Regions from separate parts of the Homo sapiens genome. Here region 1 is linked to region 2. A link is an interaction called in ENCODE POLR2A ChIA-PET data of the cell type or tissue named here. Cell type or tissue: MCF 10A. All regions are shown on one strand. Each heading gives the region's core, and the rest is flanking DNA. Links, peaks and the distances in the headings are about the cores only.

Region 1 (11,011 bases), core at 3,025-5,524, 52 kb before region 2:
CATGCTTAGAAGAAAAATAGAGAATGTGGAGCTACTTTAATTTGGGTATCAGGGAAGCGTTCTGTGAGAAAGAGATATTTGGAATGATATGTGAAGGATGAGGAGCCAGGGAACAGCGTTCCACTGGTGAGAGTAGCATTTGTGAAGGTGTGCAAAAACCTGAAGGACGGCCTTTGTGGCACAAGTTAGAGAAAAAAAGAGGAAGTAACGCCACATGGTATTAGAAAGGTTGACAATGGCCACATTATGTGGAGGCTCGTTGACCATGACAAAGAATTTGGATTTTATTAAATGTGCAAAGGGAAACTGCCAAATGGTTTTACACAGAAATGGTGAAAATATACAAATACATCGTAATGTTACTATGTGAAAATATATAGGAAATGTGATGCAATGAAGTTACAGACATCATTATGAGGTGGTTAGCAGAATTGGCTTTGTGGGTATGCAATCTGTGCCATAGCACAAAGCTTCCCTCTCAGAAGGTCCTGCTCTTGGATTAATGCTCTGACAACTCCATCTTGAAATTCATAATAATTTTTAAACTGGGAGGCTTGGATTTTTACTTTTCATTGGGTCCCCAAATTATGTAGCTAATACTGTCTACTATAGAAATCGAGTTGCAAGATGATGTTATAAACTAGGATAATGACACTGGAGAAAGACAAAAGTTATCAGCTGGACGCGGTGAGTCAGGCTTGTAATCCTAGCACTTTGGGAGGCTGAGATGGGCAGATCACCTGAGGTCAGGAGTTTGAGGCCAGCCTGGCCAACATGGTGAAACCCTGTCTCTACTAAAAATACAAAAATTAGCTGGGCGTGGCAGTGCATGCCTGTAATCCCAGCTACTTGGGATGTTGAGGCAGGAGAATCCACTTGAACCCAGGAGGCAGAGTTTGCAGTGAGCCAAGATCATGCCACTGCACTCCAGCGTGGGTGACAGAGCGAGACTCTGTTACAAAAAAATAAAAAAAGTTATCTCTATTTCACAAGTGAAACACAGCTATAATTCTGTATCAGATTGCCAGTAATATGGGCTTTCAATTTGGTCCAAGTAGAGCATTTTAATTGTTTACTCAATCCTAACTTATGATAATCAACACATATTACATCCATTTAGTAAATACTAGTTTTCAAAAGATTGCTAATTTTTGTCATCTTCTGTTAGTGCATCTGCATGTTATGTATGTACAATAGAGATTAATTCCAAAGGGCGTGAAACATTTACCTTTACCTTTCCATTTCATTAATATCTATCAAGCCCAAAGCGTACAAAAGACTCTGTTGTAAACTTAGAGTGATGCAGGTATTTTCTATTAAGAGCTTATAACTGAGTTGAAAGTTAAGATCTAAATAGCTATAATACAAGAAAGGATATACTTGTAAAGGAGATACAAACAATGAACTGTAAGATTTTTCGTTTCTTTAGAAGAATCATTAGAAGTTTTATCAAGTGTTTCTGCTTATTTAATCACAGGAGTTCAAAGATGTTTGTCGTGACACCAGAATGTGGGATGACATTATTATGACATTTCATTTTAATTAAAACTAGATATTGCCAGGGATTCCATAGTAGGTATCTCCCAATATGTAGTAATCCATAAGATTGTCATGGTATGTATGAAAATCCCATTTAGAAGATAAATATTATTGAGGTCTTTAAAGAAAAAAACTTCAAAATGCCTCTCCTTATTTCCTGCAGAATGAAATAGATCTATAATTAAAATAATTCTTAGTATTCATCATCAGAGTTGAAAAATAAAATCAGACTTTTGATTCCTAGATGGAAATCTATTAAGAGATAAATGAAAATATTGTGGTTGCTGCACAAGACATCTGTCTTCAGTTTAAGCTGCACAAACTGCAAGCAAATGTGGATGTTTTCTCTATAGTATGGAACTTTCATCAGGGAAAAGCCTAGTTTGATGATGAAATTTCAAAGCAGATATCCCAAAAGAACACACACACCCCCCCCACACACACACACACACCCTACACATACACCAAACAGAAGAACACATGGGCAATGGAGGGATATACCAGTGCCCCAGAGACAGAGACCTCTGGCACTAAAGAGCTGTTCTTGTCATGCATGACAGCTTAAGGCTCCAGACATTTCATCCCAGGACATTTGTTACAGTTGCAGGCTTCCATAATTCAGGCTGTGGGCAGAGTTTCTAGCTTATATCTCCCGAGACCTACTCAGGGATCTGGTTTGCCTTGCACTTATCTCCCTTCTCAAACCTGTGCCTCTACAATAAAGTAGTCATGTATCTATCCAAAGTGCACACACTTTGTAACTTAGGGTAAAAGAAAATGCTTACCAACTTAGGCTATACCAAGTTGTATAAACCAATATTGCACTCACCCTCTTGATTCTACCCATTCTCAAAGTACAGTAAAAGAGAGCTATTACTCGCTCCACAATCACTGAGCCTGACATGATGCACAGAAGAGTTTAACATGAAAATAAGATGGACTGATGGGCTAAGGACGTAGAGGACATTGAGAAGATTTTATACAACTTGAGAAATATGTGTAAGTCTTACAGTTGGGATATTTAGGAAAAGGAAGGAGCATTTTGGATAGTCTTATCTTTATCTCAAATATCAATATCCTGGTTTAGGCTTTTAGGACCACTCTTCTGCGCTATAACTGTAGACTTTCTTCTCCCAGCTTCTCCTTCTCCAGACCCTTTACATATCACTGCCAGTTTATTTTTTCCAAAGCTTATTTTCTGATTCAGAGCATTCAGTGATACTTCTTGACCAACAAATGTAAGGGATTCTTTCATCTGGCATTCAAGGCTGTTTGTGATCTCCCTGCAACCTATTTTGCCAGTTTTTTGTTTGTTTGTTCGTTTGTTTGTTTGTTTGTTTTTTGAGACAGAGTCTCACTCTGTCACCAGGCTGGAGTCAGTGGCGCGATCTCAGCTCACTGCAATCTCTGCCTCCTGAGTTCAGGCGATTCTTCTCCTGCCTCAGCCTCCTGAGTAGCTGGGACTACGAGCATGCCCCCATGCCCAGCTAATTTTTGTAGTTTCAGAAGAGACAGCGTTTCACCATGTTGGCCAGGATGGTCTCCATCTCTTGACCTCATGGTCCACTGGCCTCGGCCTCCCAAAGTGCTGGGATTACAGGCGTGAGCCACTGCACCTGGCCTATTTTGTCAGTCTTACTTTTGTTACTTCCTTCCATGTAAATTATCTTTCAGTAAAGTGGTTTTCAAACATGCTCTCCTCCTTCCTATAACAGCCTCAATACATTGGCTCATGGCATGCAGTTCTTCTGACTCTTTATTTTCCTTGCCATTGAAATTCTACTAATTCTCACCTACCCCAGGAAGCTTTGTTTATTTTTCCCACTGGATATATTTATCTCCTCTAAACTAAGAAAGCATCTATTTTATACATATATTCATATTTACCATCCAAATCCACATTTATTTGAGTAATTGTACTTGGTTTTACCCATCTTTCTACTGCAGCCCCAATTATAAATACCATATGGACCATACTTTTATATGTCTCTGTCTCACATCATGCCTCCTGATCACACACACAAAAAAGGTTCCGTAAGGTTTAAAAAATGGCTAGAAAAGAATGGAAGAGTATTCTCCGTATTCTTAGATTTAACAATCATTTTATTTCCATCCAGACCTTATGGAAAGTCCATTGGCTGAAAACAGAACAGACAAACAAACAAACAAATAACCCTGAATGTTTCATAGAGACTGCCCAGAATAACAGGATGTATTGTATGGCCTTTGGACATGGTGTGCTTCCTTTACATTTGCCAATTCAAGAGCTTATGGTTGGGATGATCATATAGGCCAGTTTGTCTCTGACAGTCTTGCTTTTTGTGCCTGTAATTATCGATAATATCTTCCCTTCACTCTCAAAAGAGTTCTGGTTTAGATGAGAAAGTATATGGTCACTCTCCCTAAGGACCATTTTTATGGGCAAGTGAAAATACTCTCTCTACTTGTCAACATTGTATTAGTTTTCTTATACAAACTATTAATATTATAGAACTGGGATAGATTAGCATCTCACCCATTTCTTCCCAAAGCTTTAGGTTCATCTAAAAAGCAAATAAATCAACAGACAGACAAAAAAGCAAAAATAAACAAACAGAAAAACAAACAACAAAACAAGTCCCAAAGGCTAAGCCATTTGAAGTAGAAAAGGATAAAACATAAGGCTTAGGATCATTGGGAGAGATATTTTTTTCTCCTCCTTTTTCCCTTTTCTCTCCCAGGAATTCTTCAGTAGACTCAATTGAAGCCTTGAGTTTGAGGTTTTGTATTCTCAGATGGTAAGCACACCTATTAAAAAAGCAATGTATTCATGTTAACTCCCTGGCACCAGCAGGGCCTGTGTATTCACTGCTAGCAGTGGACACCATGCCAGGAGAACCTGACTCCTGGTGCAAAAGGATTAGGAAAAAAAAAAAAGTCAAACAATGCCAAAAAAAAAAAAAAAAACCCACACAATTCTTTTCTGTACTCTGTGGTTTGTTTTACTTAGGAAAACGGCCTGGTTATACCCTGCAGCACGCATTCATTACAGTGATCTTTGACTGGCAGATGCAGAGTAATAGGATGCATATTTTAGTGCTTATTATAATACCCTGTCCAAAAACAACTTGACAAATTTGTGATTTCGACAATATCTCATTTTGCTGGCTGCAGTGCTCTGTGATTGTCTGGCCCACGTGGCTTCCAGATTATGCATACCACCAATACTTCTCATTAAAATGGCCACAGTTCACCAGTTTCGGTAGCTTGGAACGAACTTGGAATGAATTATTATACAACAAAGAGGCTGCTGTCATGCAGAACAAAAGACAAGCAAAAGAGAGCTTTGGCTTAATGAGGCTAAGTGAGTGTCTCCCCTGCATCACAGCTACTTGACGGCCTTTGAGCATGGATTTTTTTTCTCCACAGGCCAAAACCTTTGGTCTATTATTTTGTGTTTATGCACCTTGAGGCTAATATACATTTTAATATGCTGCACATGGAGAAAAAAAATCAACCATTAGATTAGAACATGTGCACTCCCTGTTAAATTAATGACAACCGAACATAGAGATAAATTTAGGTTTTCATATTTAATTATAGCACACTGCAGTACGTTTAGCAAGGATAAATTGCACTATTATTATGCTTCATTTTTTTTGACATCTTCTCCTATTAGTAGTGCACACTTGCCCCAGCACCACCACCACCATCACCCTGTGGCCATGCTAACATCTCTGCATATCTTCCTTTTCTCCACATCACACAATCTCAGCCACCACGTTGAAAGGTATACTGTTTTATTTGCAAGATTTAGTGAGAGAACTGATGCCATTTTGGCAGTTCTGTGTGCATAAGAAAGTGATTTGTAAGAAAAAAATAAATCAGCTAAGAATAATTGTTATCACTCTTCCTTGCTGCATCAGATTATAGTGATGGGATCAAGTTCACTGCTTTTCTGATCAACCAAAAGCACAAAGCACAGCATGTGACTCTGAATAGTTGGTGTTTCATTATGACTCAGATGACCTGTGTATAAAGAAGGAGTCATAACAATCCCAAGAAAAATTCCAACAACCCTGTCACTTTTTGAAGCTTTTCTCTGTTGATTTTAATCTATTTATTGTAGAAATGGGAACACTTCAAGTAGTGAAAGTTACAGGGTAATAAAGATGGTCTTTGGGGAAAAAATTTAGCAAAGTTGATAGTAGAGATTATGAATATTGCTGTTCATTCTTTCCAGACCACCAAAGCAGGAACAGATTGTTAATATAACTGAAATGTCAAAATGAACTTTTCGTGTAGAATGACCAGAGAACTTGTAGTTCTTTCCATTTGGGGACTGTAATTTTACCTTCCATTAATTGAGTATATTTGTTTCATGTTACATCTGAGCTTATAGTTTAGCTTGCTTCATACACCAATTAATAGAGTTCCAGATGGTTGCCCAGAATGTAAGAGATTCTTCTTCTATCTTTGCGTAAAGCTGAAAGAAAGGCATTTGCCTATGTCTCTGCATTAAGGAAGCGTACCCATTTGTTGTCTTTTTGCTTTAAAAAGTCACTTGAATCAGCAAATGTCTTAAAATCAGAGAATACTTTTTCAGGATCTGAGCATTGAAATCCAGTTCTGGGGTTTTCCTGAGACTTATCCTTTATTTGATATTTGTTTCATGGTGATGCATAGCAGGGTTTGATGACCAGAGAATCATGGCAAGAATAATAATTTCCTTGTTCGGAAGGTCTGTAACTGGGGATAAAGAGTCAGAAGAGTCAGTTACCATTGGCTGGTGAACAACTCTTCTTGATGACACATAAAAGCAGCCGTTACAAATGTATTAAGAATAATTCTCTTTGCCCAAATTCTGGTCAAATGAAATTTGAAAGATGAGATATAAGAAATGGCCTTACGAAGATGGGCTGTAAAATCCATTTTCAAAATGCTTTTTTGTTTAAAGTTGACTCACCTCAGACACTAAAAGTGTGAGGTAATAAATAGCTAAGTAGCCTGGCAATATGGCAATTTCTTGTGACTCAGAGCTATTTTTTATAGTGTTTGCCAAACTTAAATTCTAAGAAACTCCTGTGTGAAAAGAGGTGAGGATTATATTTACTATTTTATAGAGGTTGACACTGAGTCTGTAGGTAGAAGGGTCTATCTAATTGGTACAGTCACTGGGTAATACTAAATTTCCTTACTCAGGAATCTAGATTCACTTATCTTGGAGGCTCTTTCCACCTGTGGACAAGTGGTTTCGATATCTCAATCAGCATTAGATAGTGGTTATCAAGTCATTTTTGTGGGTTAATTCACTTAGAAGTTCAAATAATTTGCTCTGAGTGGTCAGATGTTCTCAGTCCTAAATACTCTTGCCATTGAACATTTCAGTGTGCCTAAAGCAGATGTCAAGATGCCCTACAGGATTCCAATATAGCCATTCTAGCAAGAAGGAATTCCAAAACACACCTTGTTCCAAACATCCCTGGTAGAATGAAAGTGACTTATTTTCAAAATAATCATAATAATATTAAAAATAGTATATTATGGCCCTTAGAAATGCTCATGTTATTAAGTTAAAAAAACAAGAAACCTTGCTATATCTAAATATAATTCCTGTTTTTGTTATTTAAAAAAAGCATGCATTTGTGGACAGGAAAAAAAAGCTATGATAATACCCATATATTACCAGACATTTCTGAAAGCAGAAATTCTTGGTAATTTTTCTTTCTTTTTCTTTTCTATATTTCCTCAGTTTTCTTTAAGGAACATGTATTTTATACTGAGAAAAACTAAAAATGAAAGCAATAGCTTTTGAAAGTTTTCTATAAGTCTCTAAAGAATTATTGATCAAATATTTCATCAAAATATTTCATCAAATTTCATCAGAAAATCTTAGAAGAACCAAATTTAAAAGAATCAAGACTATTCAAGTGCCAAGCAGGAAAGTCAGGAAGGGCATAAAGAGCTGGCATTATTTAGCTTACAGAATAAATTAAATTAGTTTAGCCAACAAAGAATGGCTGAGGAGGAATTGCTATTTTTCTGTAAAAAAAAATAACAGATTATTATGTAAAGTTTTATAAAGAGAGTAACAGTGTTTTAAGTCTACTACTGATGAAGGAAAGTGAAACAAGTATGAAGAATGAAATCTGACGGAGATATGCTTTCCAAAGAATGAGCTGTTTGAAAGAGACTGACAACATCTCTGGAATCTTTTGTTTCTTTTTTCTTGTTTTTCTTTTCATTTCTCTTCTTTGGTCCTTGAGAAAAAGAGAGATTCGCATGTATTTATAATTCTATATGTGTAGTAGAACCATATGAAGGAAACTAGTTTCTTTTTCTTTTCTAATGTTACATGAAGTTTTCTATAAAATATATTTGTCAGAATTTTCAAGTTGGCTTTTCACATTTAAAAGCAGAAATGCTTGCCAAAGTCTAACTGAAGATAGATTTACTTATCCCTAATGTACAATATGATTATTTGCACCATAAAAGGCCCAATACTCTTTGAGTGCAAGTTGACTTGAAGAACTATCTAGATTGATTCTGTTAATTTATTTTAATTTTTACTAGGGTTTACATTTCTATTCTCTCTGCATTCTATGGGGATAAAGCTCAAAGTATAAACCTTGAGTGCTTCCAAATCTAATTAGTACATCCTACTCCAAACAGCCTAACAAAGAGTCAATCAAAGGAGTTCTTTGACCTGCTACTTGATTTGAGAGTTCCTAAGCAGTTTTCGTGTGTGGTTCTAGAATACCCAGAATGCTGATTTTGGTAGGAGGCTGTGGATATGTACTGCGGCTACTTGGCAAAGGAGTCAGTAACTCCTCCCCTGACCCCGGAGGGTTCTGTAATGCCTCAAATGGAATCCAGTTAACACGACACAGAGGCCTCTGGGCATCTATTGCCATCCATTCATTCAGCTAAGATGACTGAAATTCCTACCATGTGTCAGCCACTGTTCTAGACACTTGGGATTTATCCATTTAAAAAAGGAACCTACCCTTGTAGAACTTATATTTAAGTAAAAGAGATAAAAATGAACAAACAGTAAAGATAATAAATGATAGTATATTCGGTGATAAGGGCTATGTAAACAGGAAGGGTGGAGAAGGCAAGGGAGCTCAAAAGTATGGAAGTCAGGAGACAGGTTGCATTTTAAAGGTTAGACAGCAGTGAGTATGGACCTTTTAGAGAAAGTCTCATATGAGCAAAATGTGAAGGAAATGAGAAATAAGCCTCGTGGATGTCTGTGAGAAGAGATTTCCAGGCAGAAGGAATAGCGAGTAAAAAAGCCTTAAGGATCAGCCAAGAGTAGGGTGTCTGGAGTAGAGTAGATAGGGGGAGTAATAAGAGACAAAGTCAGGGAGGTAAGTAAGGTAGAGTAGAGGAATAGTGGCCATGCTCATGCTCTAACTTAGTTCCCTTCTAATTCAAGAACCTGTTAGTCACCTTCTATGCACCTCGTGCCTCGCTTGGTCTTCCCAGCTTCCCAGTTCGGTCTGGCATACACTTATTAAGCTTCCATTATATGCCAGGGACTGTGTTAGAAAATGCAAGCACAATCCTACATGAAGCGAGATCACTATACATCTTCAGTACTTCCCATTCCATTTTGGATCACTATGACAAGGTTTGCAGATGTGATATGTACTCAGAAGTGAACTTTCCCTACCTCCTCATGTTTACAGATCTATTAGACGTATGATCCACTCAGCTCACACTTACATTTGGCTTCATGTCATCACACAAAAATTAATTACTTGATTATTGGGAAAAAACAGTATTATAGTGTACCAAATGAGCTGCACTTTCAAAACAAGCCAGAAACATCTTTATTCTCTTAAAACCCACTAAGCTCCTCTTCTTGGCTATGGATAAAATCCCAGAGTTTTTCTGATCACTTCCAGACATTAGAACACCCTCAGATAATAAAGAGTCCAGCCAGGAAACTTGTGGCTCTCCTCTTATTTAAACAATCTCTGCTTTAACCTGCACTAGGCCCTATAGCATCAGTAGAGAAAAGGCCGGATGCTTAGGTCGTCTGTGATTATCTTCTGCCTCCCTCTCCCATCCTTCTTCTCCACTTCTCCATGTCACCTGTGATTCCTCCATTGTGCTGGGAAAGGATGAAGCATATGAGGCTAAAAGATGATTGTGTAGTGCTCTTATGGCATGGTTGTGATATTGATGCAATCAGGGCAGGTGCCAACTCTTTTTCTTAAAGGATACCTCTGTGGGATCTTCAGAGCCTCCCATTCTGTCTCCCTGGTGATACCTTCTGCTCTGCCCATTATGATTTCCTATGCTTCGGCATTTCACCCCTGAAGTCTCTTTCTACTGGGATTACCTCTCCTTGGCAGGGCTTTCAATGTAGTTATATTGCAGCAGCTTTCCAGAGTGTCCCCAAAAAAAACTCCTGTCTCTGTCATCATAAGCAAACACCTCTACTGGCCCTACTATCAGGGAACCCTCACAACCAACCTCTGACATACAGGCCTTTCTCAGCAGTAGTCAGACACCAGCCTCCTTACTTTAACCCTCCACAGCTACCCACCCAAGCACCCAGGGGCATGTCCATGTTCAGGTTGCTAAGACTGGTATCACTACAGTCAGCAAGTGTCCCATAAAGGCAGATTTTTTCCAAGTAGCAAATAGGTAGCCCAGAGTAAAAAAAAAAAAAAATGTCAGTTGCCTCTTTGGGCAAGTACCCCACTCTTGATTGTATTTAGAGTGTCTTCTGTCACTTGGCTTGAGGTAGCGGAAACAGAACATTCTACAGGAGAGAGCAGAGAAAATTACAGCACTTTTTCTGGGCTATCAATACATAATCTTTTCTCCAGTGTCTTCTCTGCCTCTCCTTAGAGCTATGGGTGACAGGGAAAGATCCCAGACCTACAGAGTAAATTTGAATCACATCTCACCAAGTCCTGCCTGATCCACCTTTAGAAAGAAGGAGATTTGCCAACATTCCTTTCATAGTTGGGGCCTCATCTAAGACTGAGAAACATCTTATGACATCCTATTACAATAATGCTGCCTTTGCCTTTAATCTGTTGTTCGTAAACATAAAAAATCTTTTCAGTCTAGAAATATCTGGTAGTGTGGTAATGACGTTTAAAACCAAGGATGTAATGATACTTCAGTTGGTTAAACTCAAGTTTTGTAAAGACAGGTCCAAGATTTTTTAAATCCATGAATAGAACCCAGTCTTGGGGTTTAATACTGTTTCATTTTCTTTTGCATATCTAAACTTATGAGTGTTATTAGGTTTTTCATAATGTTTTGATTTTTCTTTAAAAGATTCATCTTGTGAAGCCATTTTCAGAATACATAAATTTTTTTTTATTTTTATAACTTGTTTCTCAGAAGAACAAAAAACACTTTGCAGTTTTCTAAAAATCCCACTGGCGTGATCCAATTATAATTAGAGAAATCCAGCTACAGCATCAGAAATGAGATGGAAGGAATCTGAGGCACCATGACTGAC
Region 2 (11,011 bases), core at 3,723-6,222:
TCTTTCTAAATGAACTTTGTAAAGTACAATTGGATAACCTTGAAATTTAAAGCTCCGTGATGTGATTTTGAATACTGATGGAGTTTGTTTAAGCACTGTAATATTTCCTCTCCTTTTCATTTCTATTTTTGCCTCCATGCAAAATAAAATTTGTTTTCTGTACAGAGAAATCAATATTTTTACCATTTTTGTTTTTCAGCTATTCCAGTAAGTTGCAATCAACATTAGTTACAATCTTTAAAGAGATGTAGTAAGAATTTGAACACAATAAAATAGAGATACAGATGAGAACTTTGGCGAAGTACCTTTGCTATTGACAAAAGCATTTGTCAGGGACTACAACTGTGTCTATATCATGCTAAAAACCTGATGAAGGGGAAAAAAGCATCAATAGGTTTCACCTTCTGTCTATACAAACCAAACAAATGGTTTAACTAATAGCTGTTGTTTTATGTGAATGGGTTTGGTTTGCCATTGTGAACTTTCTTCCATTTAGAAATGTATTTTAATTAACATTTGTATATGTAATACATACATATTTGGTAAAAGTATTGTACTGTTGTGTTCTTTTTAATAATTAACGGAACCTGATACCGAGAAGACTAGTGGTCCAAAACAATGAGTGAAGACCTAGTTACAGTATACATGAAACAATCCCTAGACACACATTTGTTTGTTGATAATATTTATATGTTTATATCTTCCCATTTTTCTCTTCTCTGAGCTAACATGCTTCCTTATTTGTGTGTTTTCCTTTTAGAAACTGCCAAGTTTTGGACCTTATCTGGAACAGCGCAAGAAAATCATAGCAGAAAACAAGATTAGACTGAAAGAACAAAATGTAGCTTTTTCACCACTTAAGAGAAACTGTTTTATCCCCAAAAGGCCTATTCCTACCATCAAGGTAAAAATTATGCCAACTATATAAGTATGCCTACTTTACTGGTTAAATATACAAATATAGTTAAAATGTTTATTTACTGCTTAAATGTATCACTAATTTGGTTTTAGAATTATAATGAAAGTTTTAAAAACATCTGTCCATGGTGAAAACTGCATTTAAATTATAAAATAACCTTTTTTATTTGCATATTTTATACTTTTTAGAACACTGGCAAGCATGCATGTCATGGAAATTTTTATATACATTAAATGTATCAGGAGATATTAAGATGAAATTCCTAGTTTTCTTATAGTCACTTAAAAATTATTTTAATACATAATTAACTCCAAGATATCTTGTATTAGTCATGTAGTACAACTCAATTATCAATAAGCACATCAATATCAATGTGATCACTTGAAAGTTTTGGAAAAACTTTCTCTGGTTTGGCCTCTGGAAAGCCTGGACATTTATTTGGGTCTCAGGAGATTATTTTCTGGTAATAACAAAAATTACACTAAGATAGAATTATGAGTATGTGTTACCTTTCTTGATTTTTTTCCTTAAACTTTTCATTTTGACAGAAATGTAGATTCACATGTAGTTGTAAGAAATAATACAGAGAGGTCTTGTGTACCCTTTATCCAGTTTCACCTGTTTTGCATGTTGCAAAACTATAGTATGATAACACAACCAGCATACTGACACAGACACAATCTACCAATCCTATTCAAGTTTTTCCAGTTTTACTTCTATGTGTGTGTTGTATTTAGTTCTGTACAATTTTGTCATGTATGGAGGTTCATGTATCCACCACCACAGTCAAGATGCAAAACAGTGACATCACCACCAGGATTCCTCAGGTAACCCTTTTGTAACCACGCCTTCTTTTTTTCTGTCACCCTCAAGACAGTATTGTTTCCAAGCAGTCATAATGAGAAAAATGGAGGTGTTACTGGATGGCATTCTGTCTGAAATCATCATCACTAAAATGTAGTTTGCAGTTACTGAAATTCATTCTTCTGTGTTTGATGACACTCTACTCCTACATCTCCATTTTCTGTTTGAAATATCAGCTGAAAAGCTTGCTTTTATGTGTTCTCAAGTAGACCTCACTGAAATTCATCTTTAGCAGTCAACTGGAGACTGGAACCCTTAAAAATTCCTTCTACCTATGAAGAAAAAAAAAATGTATCTCATGCTAAAAACAGTGGTCCAGACTCAATGTTCCAAAATTTCAGCAATACAGAGTTCCGAAAGGGCAAAGGGAGTGGCTGACCACAAAGCGTGCCAGCACTTCAATGCCATCATTCTAAATAAAATGAACATTTGGGACTTTTAACAGCATAAAAGCCCCAAATCGTCTCTTGAGTTGTTCATGTTAAATTATTTTTGTGCCACTAAAAGTATGAACTGAACAAACTGAACACTAATGGAATGCGAAGGCCAGAACCTACAGCCCTTCACGAGCCTTTTTGCCAATGTGTGGCTATGACTACTATATGATTTGGAGATATAGTGTGTCTGGAATTGGTTCCTGCCCAGGGGTTCATGGTCTCGCTGACTTCGAGAATGAAGCCGTGGACCTTCGCAGTGAGTGTTACAGCTCTTAAATGTGGCAAGGACCCAAAGAGTGAGCAGCAGCAAGATTTATTCCGAAGAGCGAAAGAACAAAGCTTCCACAGCATGGAAAGGGACCCCAGCAGGTTGCCACTGCTGGTTGGGGTGGCCAGCTTTTATTCCCTTATTGTCCCCTCCCATATTCTGTTTTTGTCCTATCAGAGTGCCCTTTTTTCAATCCTCCCTGTGATTGGCTACTTTTAGGACCCTGCTGATTCGTGCGTTTTACAGAGCACTGATTTGTGCATTTTACAGAGTGCTGATTGGTATGTTTTTACAGAGCACTGATTGATGCATTTTACAATCCTAGTTACAGAGTGCTGATTGGTGCATTTTACAATCCTCTTGTAAGAAAAGTTCTCCAAGTCCCACTGGACCCAGGAAGTCCAGCTGGCTTCACCTCTCAATAGGAATTCTCCCAGCTTTCTCTCTCTTCTTAATCAATTTGAATTAAATGTAAAATCTCCATCTCTAGGCATCTTTTCCTTAGGTGTAAAAATTTCTAAAGGAAGATATTATTTATATTTGAAATAAAAGAAGTGCAATATGATTATGAAAGCATTTTTACCTTTTCTAGCCCTCAAATCTTTCAGAGATTGTATATTAAATATTGATAACTTAGACAAAAAACAAAACAGAGCAAACAAAAAATCTGTGGTTGCATGAAAGCCTGTAGATCATTAATCAAAAAAAAATCAAAGTCAGAATTAAACCAAAGAATTGTGAAGTCTTGGATGTAGATAAAGATTTCTGAAGTATCAAAGAGGAATAAGGCATCTTATTAAAAATAGTGCAAGTTTATGTTCCTCTCCTAAGTTGTCTTACTTTGGAGGTTATCCAGAGTGAAATGTCCTTGGTGTTACATGTTACATAAGCCTCAAGACATTGTAGATACCATCTTACCAGCATCTTAGACCTTATCAGTGTCAACATCTTAATGGGCAGCTGTGGTAGATTTTCTCAATGTCTGGTGGATTTTCCACTACCTTGGCCTTCTCCCCAGAATGTCCATACTCATTCCACCTGTTGTCATTTCTAGGCAGATGCTGTGCCCTGTCAAAAAACAAAATAGTAGCTGATAGTGGCGAGGTTTTCGGGGAAGCAAGCATTTTCAGTTTTTATAAATGCAGTTATCTCTTTAGAAAATTAGAGATTAAATCTGTTATAACAAATAACTGTATTATAAATATAAAACTGTGTATTTATATTTATATTATACTATAAAACTGTGTGTGTGTATATATGTATATATATACATATACATACACACACAGAAGCTTTAATTTGTGTAATCATCTCTAGCAAAGGCTCATTTTGTGATTTTTGCCGTTTGTTTGCTTAGGTTAACCTTTTCTACCATAAGATTATATCAGTATTTACCCCATCTAGTTGTTTTAGGATTTTAATATTTGTATTTTACTTCAATTTCTCTAAAATTTGTTTGGCTCTAAAGTATCATGTACAGTTATAACTTTATTTTTTTCCAAATAGACAGTTGTTCCAAGACCTCAATATTTGCATTTTAAAGGGATCCCTTTCATCTCTCAAATTATAATTCAGTGACAAAAATGTACCATAAATTGCATCATTTACTTTATATTCAAATTTTCAACCTCTCAAAGTTTTCCAAAACTTTTCAAGGACAAATCAAAAATGAATTAGACAAGGTTCTAATAAGGATGGTCAATCTCTAGAAAAAAGTTTTATGCCGTAAGTAATTATTTGTGCCATAATAAACAATTTTTAAATCTTTATAAATGAAAACTTCTAATTAAATTCAAAATTCTGGGTTCTAAACTCCTTATTTAATTAATACCAAACTTAAAATACCCCTTTTACACTTCTACAAAACAAAATTATTTCTTGTCCTGTAGCTTTGATCCTTTACTTTGAAATATGTTTAATATGATTCCTTTTTCCTTCTGATATTAACCTCATGGAAGAGGTAGGGGAAGGTGGGCCTTGAGAAAATCACTGAGTTCAGAGAGCAGCGTGTAGTCTCATATGATGGAAGCTGAAGAACAGGTTGGGGAAAGTAGAAAAGGATTGAAAGAACATGATGTTGGTGTCTGTATTCACCTCTCTGCTTCCTTCTCTCTGTATAATCTTCCTTTATGATAAATCTAAACGTTTCCTACACAATGACTCAACTATTCTCCATCCGAGACATCTTTTCTATACTTCAGACTTGTGTCACCATATCTTGGGGTCACCTCCACCTGCATCGTCTGACCAAGGAACCCAGTAGCCATCATACTTAGAACTAAACTGATTCCCATTCCTTCCAAACCTGCTCTTCCTCCTGAGTCCTCTGTCTCAATGAACCCCATCTTACCTAACTCAAAAAGCTGCAGTTCAGCCTGGATGTCATCTTATTACTCATCCTATTCACAAGCTAGTCAGCAATGACTATTGTTCTTATCTCTTACATCTCCCTCCTCTTACATTCTTTACATAATGCTGAGGCCTCAGTGTGTTGCTTACGTATTCTTTCCTGGAATTCTAAAACATTATATTAACTGTCCTGCTTTCTTTTGTCCTCCTTATCTAATCCATTCTCCAACTATTATGAAGGAGTCTTTTAAAAATGTAGGACTGTTTGTTTTATCCCTTGCTTAAAATTCCCCCATTGTAACCGTAATCCTAAGGTAAGCTCCTTAGCATAACCTTCAGACCCATCACATTTTAGCTTTTCCTGACCCAAGAAGCAGCTTCAATGGAATGATGAGAAGTAGAATCCAGGAGGTGATAATTTGAGGAATGAATGAAGACTGAGAAAGTAACAACAAAGTGTGCAGAATACACTTTCAGTAACTTGAGAAAGGTCAGTAGGAAAGGGATAAGAAGAGGAATCGAGTAGAGGAAAAGATTGTTTTGTTTATATGAGAACGATCCAGGCTTGCATATGCTTGCATATGTTTGGGAGAGAATAGCTGAAGCTGCCAGAAAGGGCATGATTAAGGAAACTACATCTTTGGCAAGCAGAGAGGGAAAGGAGTCTAAACAATATATTAAGATATCTTGCATAAGAGGAGAGACGTGTCATGAAGCTGAATTTGGACTTCCCAGTGTCATTTTAACAAGCAGACATATTTAAAGAAAGTGACCATAAAAATGTCTTCAGAAACTATTGCCCTCATTGAAATACAAAGCAAAGTTTGTAAAATTTTAACAGATTATATTTATGGTGAAAGAATTTCCTGAATTAGGCATGGGACTACTCTGTCACACTGCCTAGGTTCAAACTATGGCATTGCCGTTTCATAGCTGCATGAACTTGCCTCAGCTAACTAATCTGTGAAATGGAAATAATAAAAGTATCTGCCTCATAGAGTTATAAATTAGATGATGTGTGAAGTGCTTTTAGCATGGTGCCTGCACCAAATGTGTCCTAAATAAATGTTACTATTAGCTATAATATTTGAAATGAACAGTTTGAAAGAAATCCACGTTAAGATGACTATTCATTTCCATTTTGTCCAATAAAATGAACTGAAGAATGAAAATAGAAATACATAAAGCTCTGGAGGCCAAAAAAGTTGGAAGTTTTGAAGAAGCCTATGTATTTTTCAGGAAATCTTTATTGCATACCTACCATGAGATAAGCAATGCACTAGGAATTGAGCTTCTGCAGGGCAATAAATAAAACATACACAGCTTCTGTCCTCATAAAGCATACAGAATATAGAAAGAGACAGATATTAAGGAATCACACTAACAAGATAAAATTATTTTTTGATATGAGCTACATAGAAAAAATGCAAGATATATAGAATCTGTTTCATAGTGAGACCTAATTTAGATTGAAGGGGCCAATGAAAGCCTCCTTGAGGAAGTGACATTTAAGGAGCCCTGTAGACTAAGTAGAGATTAGAAGGGAATGGGGAACTGAGAATATTTCAGGTATGCCATAATGTGGTCCTGGATTTGGTAATTGGCTATGGTAATGGAAACAGAGATGAAATTAATAAAGTCTTGTTAATTCTTCCTCCAAGAGTCAGTGATTCTCATTATATTAGGCATAGGTATAGTAAAGAGCTGATAATAAGAAGACTAAGATGTCCAGCTTTTTTATGGTTCCACAGAGATAAAGAAAAATAAAAGATAATGAGTTAAGGTTTTGATGTTAGTGTTTTAGGTTTGAGGGGAGTTTGGGGTGTAGCATGAAAAACTTAGATTTGAATGTATTGAAATTGATAAAGGAATTATGGGCCTATGCTGGAGGATATAAAGGAGAAAGAGCTGACATTTCCAACGCCCACTGTGTTCCAGACCCAAGATAGAAGCTGCACATGTATTTTCTTATTTCTTACTTAACCTAATACTCTATGAAGAAGTAGGGAGTTCTGGAGGAACAAATGTGAAGAAGTGATCAAAGAAAGAGAAGGATAACCAAAATAAAATGATAGTGTGGAAGAAATACAAAAAGGAAGTCTTAAGAATAGGAAAGTGGTCCACAAGGTCAGAAAGCACCGATTGTTTTACCAATACTTTGTATTGTTTCATTTTGTCTCGCATATGCAATCAATGAAATTCCACCTCTAGTTGGCAACAGTTGTCAAATTCATCCATGTATGTTTCTTAATTTGTCCAATAATCTTTAATGTGCAACCACTATGTTCCGGTACTATAGCAGTCATTGGCACAATCCAGTAGTGAAAATCCCAGCTCTCATGGAGCTCACAGTTTAGTAGGGAGAAACAGACAATGACAAATAAACAGATGAATACATAATATGTCAGATGGTGACAAGTGTAATGGAGAAAATAGAACAAGCTTAGGAGAATAAAAATTACTAGAGAGACTGGCCAGGGAACACCTGCCTGTTTAATGGCATATGGGCAAACACCTAAAAAAGTGAGGGAATGAATGATGTGGGTATCCAGGGGAAGAACACTGCATTCAGAATGAACAGAAAGTGCAAAGACCCTGAAATAGCAAAGTCCTTGGCAGGAAACCAGTAAGGCTTTTAGAAAGGAAGACTGATATGATCTGGCTTATTTTTGCAAAGGATCTTTCTGGCTGCAGTGTTGATACAGTTTGCTAGAGGGGCAAGGGCAGAAACAAGGAGACCAGTTAGAAGCTATTGTAACAGTCCAGGCAAGGGATTGGCAGGAGGGAAAATATATACTGGATAATGTCAGAAGGCCTCAACTCCATTGTTTTAAATGAAAAGATATGTGTGAAAGTATTATACACAGCACAGCTCTATTCAAATTCTAGGAGCCACAGTTATTGTCATTTTTATACAAGTCCCTGCCATTTTGCCCATTATTTCAGACCACATCTAGATGATGTGGCTGTGTGATTTTTCAGTCCACGTTGATATTAACGGCCACATTCCCTTTAAAGTCATTTTCTGTCTGCACATGAATCAGACATTGCTTCTTGTCCTTTTATTGTGGTTGTTATTGCTGTTTTTTAGCACACACCCAGGCACGCCATGTAATTGCTGCTACATGATTACTTCAGTGTTTTCCCTAGAGTGTTTCTTCTTTCTTGACATACCATTTTTCCTACTTCCCTTTTTCCTGGAGGACCTGGGTTATCTGTTTTCATGCTTAATATTTTCTCTGTCCACCCATCTGTTTATTTTAGCTTGTTTCTTCCCTCCTCTCTGCTGGCCTCTTTATAGATTCCTCTGTTCGATAGTTTAAACTCCATGACACTGCTTTGTTTATCCTCTCAGCTTCCACAGCACATTATTCCCCATCTGCTGTAGAAAGAACCCCAGTGTCCCACAAAGTTAACTAAGCCCCTCTTGTCTGAACAAGTTTTTCAGTCATGCATTCAAGTTTCTGATCTACCCCATCTTCCCTGGTTGGGAATGCAACAATAATATTTCTAAGCAAGCTATGCTCAGTAGATCTCATCTTTTGTTCTTTTTTCCTTTCAAATGCCTTAATGACTTAATGGTCTATTTCTTCAGAGGTAGGCAGTTTCAATATCAGTCAATCAGCAAGTATGTATTTAGTATTTGCTGTGTGACCAGCAGTGTGCTAAGGACTGCAGGAGATTCAAAAAAACAGACACGGCATGGTCCAAGGCTCAGGATGTTTGTAATCTCGATGGAGATGTAGTGCTAACATATATTTATTATGCACTTGCTGCAATCCAGAAATTGTGCTAGAAACTAGGAATACAACGTGAATTTTAAAAAGAAAGACGTCTATCCTTATGGAGCTCATAGTCTAGCAAGGGAGAAAGACACATGTTAAAAATTATTTACAGTTCAATCAAATATGTACAAAATGCTCTGGGAAAACAGAGGAGTGAAAGGGATTAGTTCTGCCTTGGGTAATTGTGGAAAGCTTCACAGAGATGGTGATATTTAAAATGGAGTTTAATAAATTAGTGTTAATTAAGCAGAGAATTAATAATAAAAGCTAATATTTATTGAGTACTTATGAGGTTTCAAGCATCACTACGTGCTTGCGAATTAGCTCATTTAATCCTCACAATAACCCTCTGTGCTATTATGGAGTAAGCAATTGATAAACAGAAAGGTTAAATAACTTTCCTAAGGTCACACAGCTAGGAAGATATCAAAGCCAAGATTTGATTCCAAAGGGTAGCTCTAAACCTTGGGCCCTTAAGCACTGTCCTCTGCTGTCTCTCATGAAACATAGAAATAAGAAAGAAAAGGAAGGTGGCATTTCAAGCAAATCAGTATGTTTGCAAAGCACAGTATTCAAACATACTTGTAATAACCTGCAGCCATGGGACCTTAAATCCAATACATAATCCCTGGATCAAGCAGATAGTGACATCAAAATGGTAAACTCATTCTTTTGTTAAATTGGAATTCATAGAAAGCACAGAACTGAGAAGCAATAATGAGGAAAATAACTGGGTTTTATAAATCAGTATTAATAACAGAATATAAAAAAGCAATGGGATCAACTGATTAAACTGCTATGAATTTCATTTGAACATCAAGCATGGTTATGCCCAGTGTTATCCAGGGACTAGAGAGTCCTTGAGAACCAGAAATCTTTGCTAGACAACATACATCCTGATTCTCCTAGCCCCTTGAAAGTAAAAAAAAAAAAAAAAAAAAAACAAACAAAATGGCCTCAGAGGCCCTCCGTCCTACCCCTGGGAATGATCTGGGGCCCTGGGGACAGCCTGGCATCTGCATGATTTCCCTTTTATCAACACCACATCTTCATTTCCAATGCATAATAGCATAGCATTTACCATGCGTATGGCCCATATTATGAAGCTACCAATTCCATAAGGGAAACAGAAAGAAAAAGATTCTGAGGAAGAAGAGGGTATCAAAAGAAGTACTGGAAGGCTGATGGGAAAGAATGAGATAAAAGAAGAAAAAGAAACCTGGCCTCCTGCAATGAGTATAAAGATTTCCTTCTAAAAGATGAACAAGGACCTTCTGAAGAAGCTCCTGACATATTCTACAGGTTCACCTGTGCTAGAGAAAAGAAACCAGACAATGCCTCCTACAGGAGGCAGTTTCGTTTCCTCGCTGAGAGAACTGAAGTGACAGTGTGCACATTTGGCCCAGTTAAATGAGAAACGTGCTTTATTCCCAGGCAGCATATAACAGAGACTTGAGAGTCTGCCAAGACTTATAAAGTCCCCCGAATGCTTTCCACTTCTGTTGATATATATGAGAATGAATTCTCATTCTCTTTATGAAGCCGGGAATGTATCTCTAACGTCTTTGAATTTCTGCGTAGGAAAATGAATGGTTTAGGGGCACTAGTGATGTTTTCATCTCTTCTTCCTGCTGCTTCTAGTAAGAGATGGACTGCATCTCATAAGACTGGCAAGACAGTGTTGGCGGGACACCAGTCAGCCTGATCGAGTGCTTTATTATTTCAATTGAATTGTGAAAGGAAAGAGAAGAGTACTCAGATAAAACTGCAAGACCATATTGGATACTATGGAGCATAAACAGGAGGGAACAGAAAGAAAAATAGTGGAGGCCTTGCCCAGCAATTTCCAAAAGATACCAGAGAAATGGGCTGGGAACAAGGTTAATATTCTCACTTGTCCCTGTACCAACACATAGCAGATGAAAATTATCAAACTGAACTTTAAAAACTGAAGAGAATTTGGTAAAATAATCCCTTAAGTCTTATGGGGATTTGTAGAAATGTGATTCCTGACCAGATTATGGCATGGAAAGGTGTATCTTGTCTGGAATAAATGGGTCTGATGGAAGGGCTAGGGGAGAAGCAGTATCTATCAAAAAAATTATACACATGCATGGAAATCCACAAACCTCAGGGTGGAGTATGGAGGAAGCAGCTGCAGGAGAGTGAAATGAAAGAAAAACAAAATGTTACCCTGGGACTGCCTCAGAGACCTTGTAACCAGATGGTTAATAGGGACAGGCAAGACAGAGGAGTGATGAAAGCCTTTGCAAACTTCAGATGGAAATCCCACTCCACTAAAGGCAAAACATCGGAAAAATTATTGAATTGCCTTGTTGGAAATTCAGTCTCACAAAAGAGAGACAAGTAATGAGGGGACTTGCTGCTT

The links. ChIA-PET counts read pairs that join two places held together with the same protein. Peaks named below come from ENCODE experiments on the same cell type or tissue, not always from the same donor. Only the 100,000 strongest peaks of a DNase experiment are listed, where the experiment ranks them.
Region 1: POLR2A ChIA-PET joins it to region 2 with 8 read pairs; 1 of 35 experiments calls an interaction of 5 or more read pairs at or near these places.

Annotation. Positions count from the first base shown.
Region 1 is chr1:97,139,218-97,150,228 of GRCh38, reverse strand. The region is part of intron 20 of DPYD (dihydropyrimidine dehydrogenase); the gene reads left to right. All of the region lies in intron 1 of DPYD-AS1 (DPYD antisense RNA 1), which reads right to left. Among named protein-coding and RNA genes, the nearest start is that of DPYD-AS1, 49 kb to the right of the region's middle. RefSeq lists an enhancer at 4,044-5,294. In MCF 10A, for the core only: no CTCF peak of the experiment used is centred there; DNase peaks (open chromatin) are centred at 4,498 and 5,508.
Region 2 is chr1:97,088,382-97,099,392 of GRCh38, reverse strand. It overlaps DPYD (dihydropyrimidine dehydrogenase), which reads left to right. Exons shown (of 23, transcript NM_000110.4): 21 at 761-904. DPYD-AS1 (DPYD antisense RNA 1) reads right to left here and starts at 3,470. Exons shown (of 5, transcript NR_046590.1): 1 at 3,407-3,470. In MCF 10A, for the core only: no CTCF peak of the experiment used is centred there; a DNase peak (open chromatin) is centred at 4,882.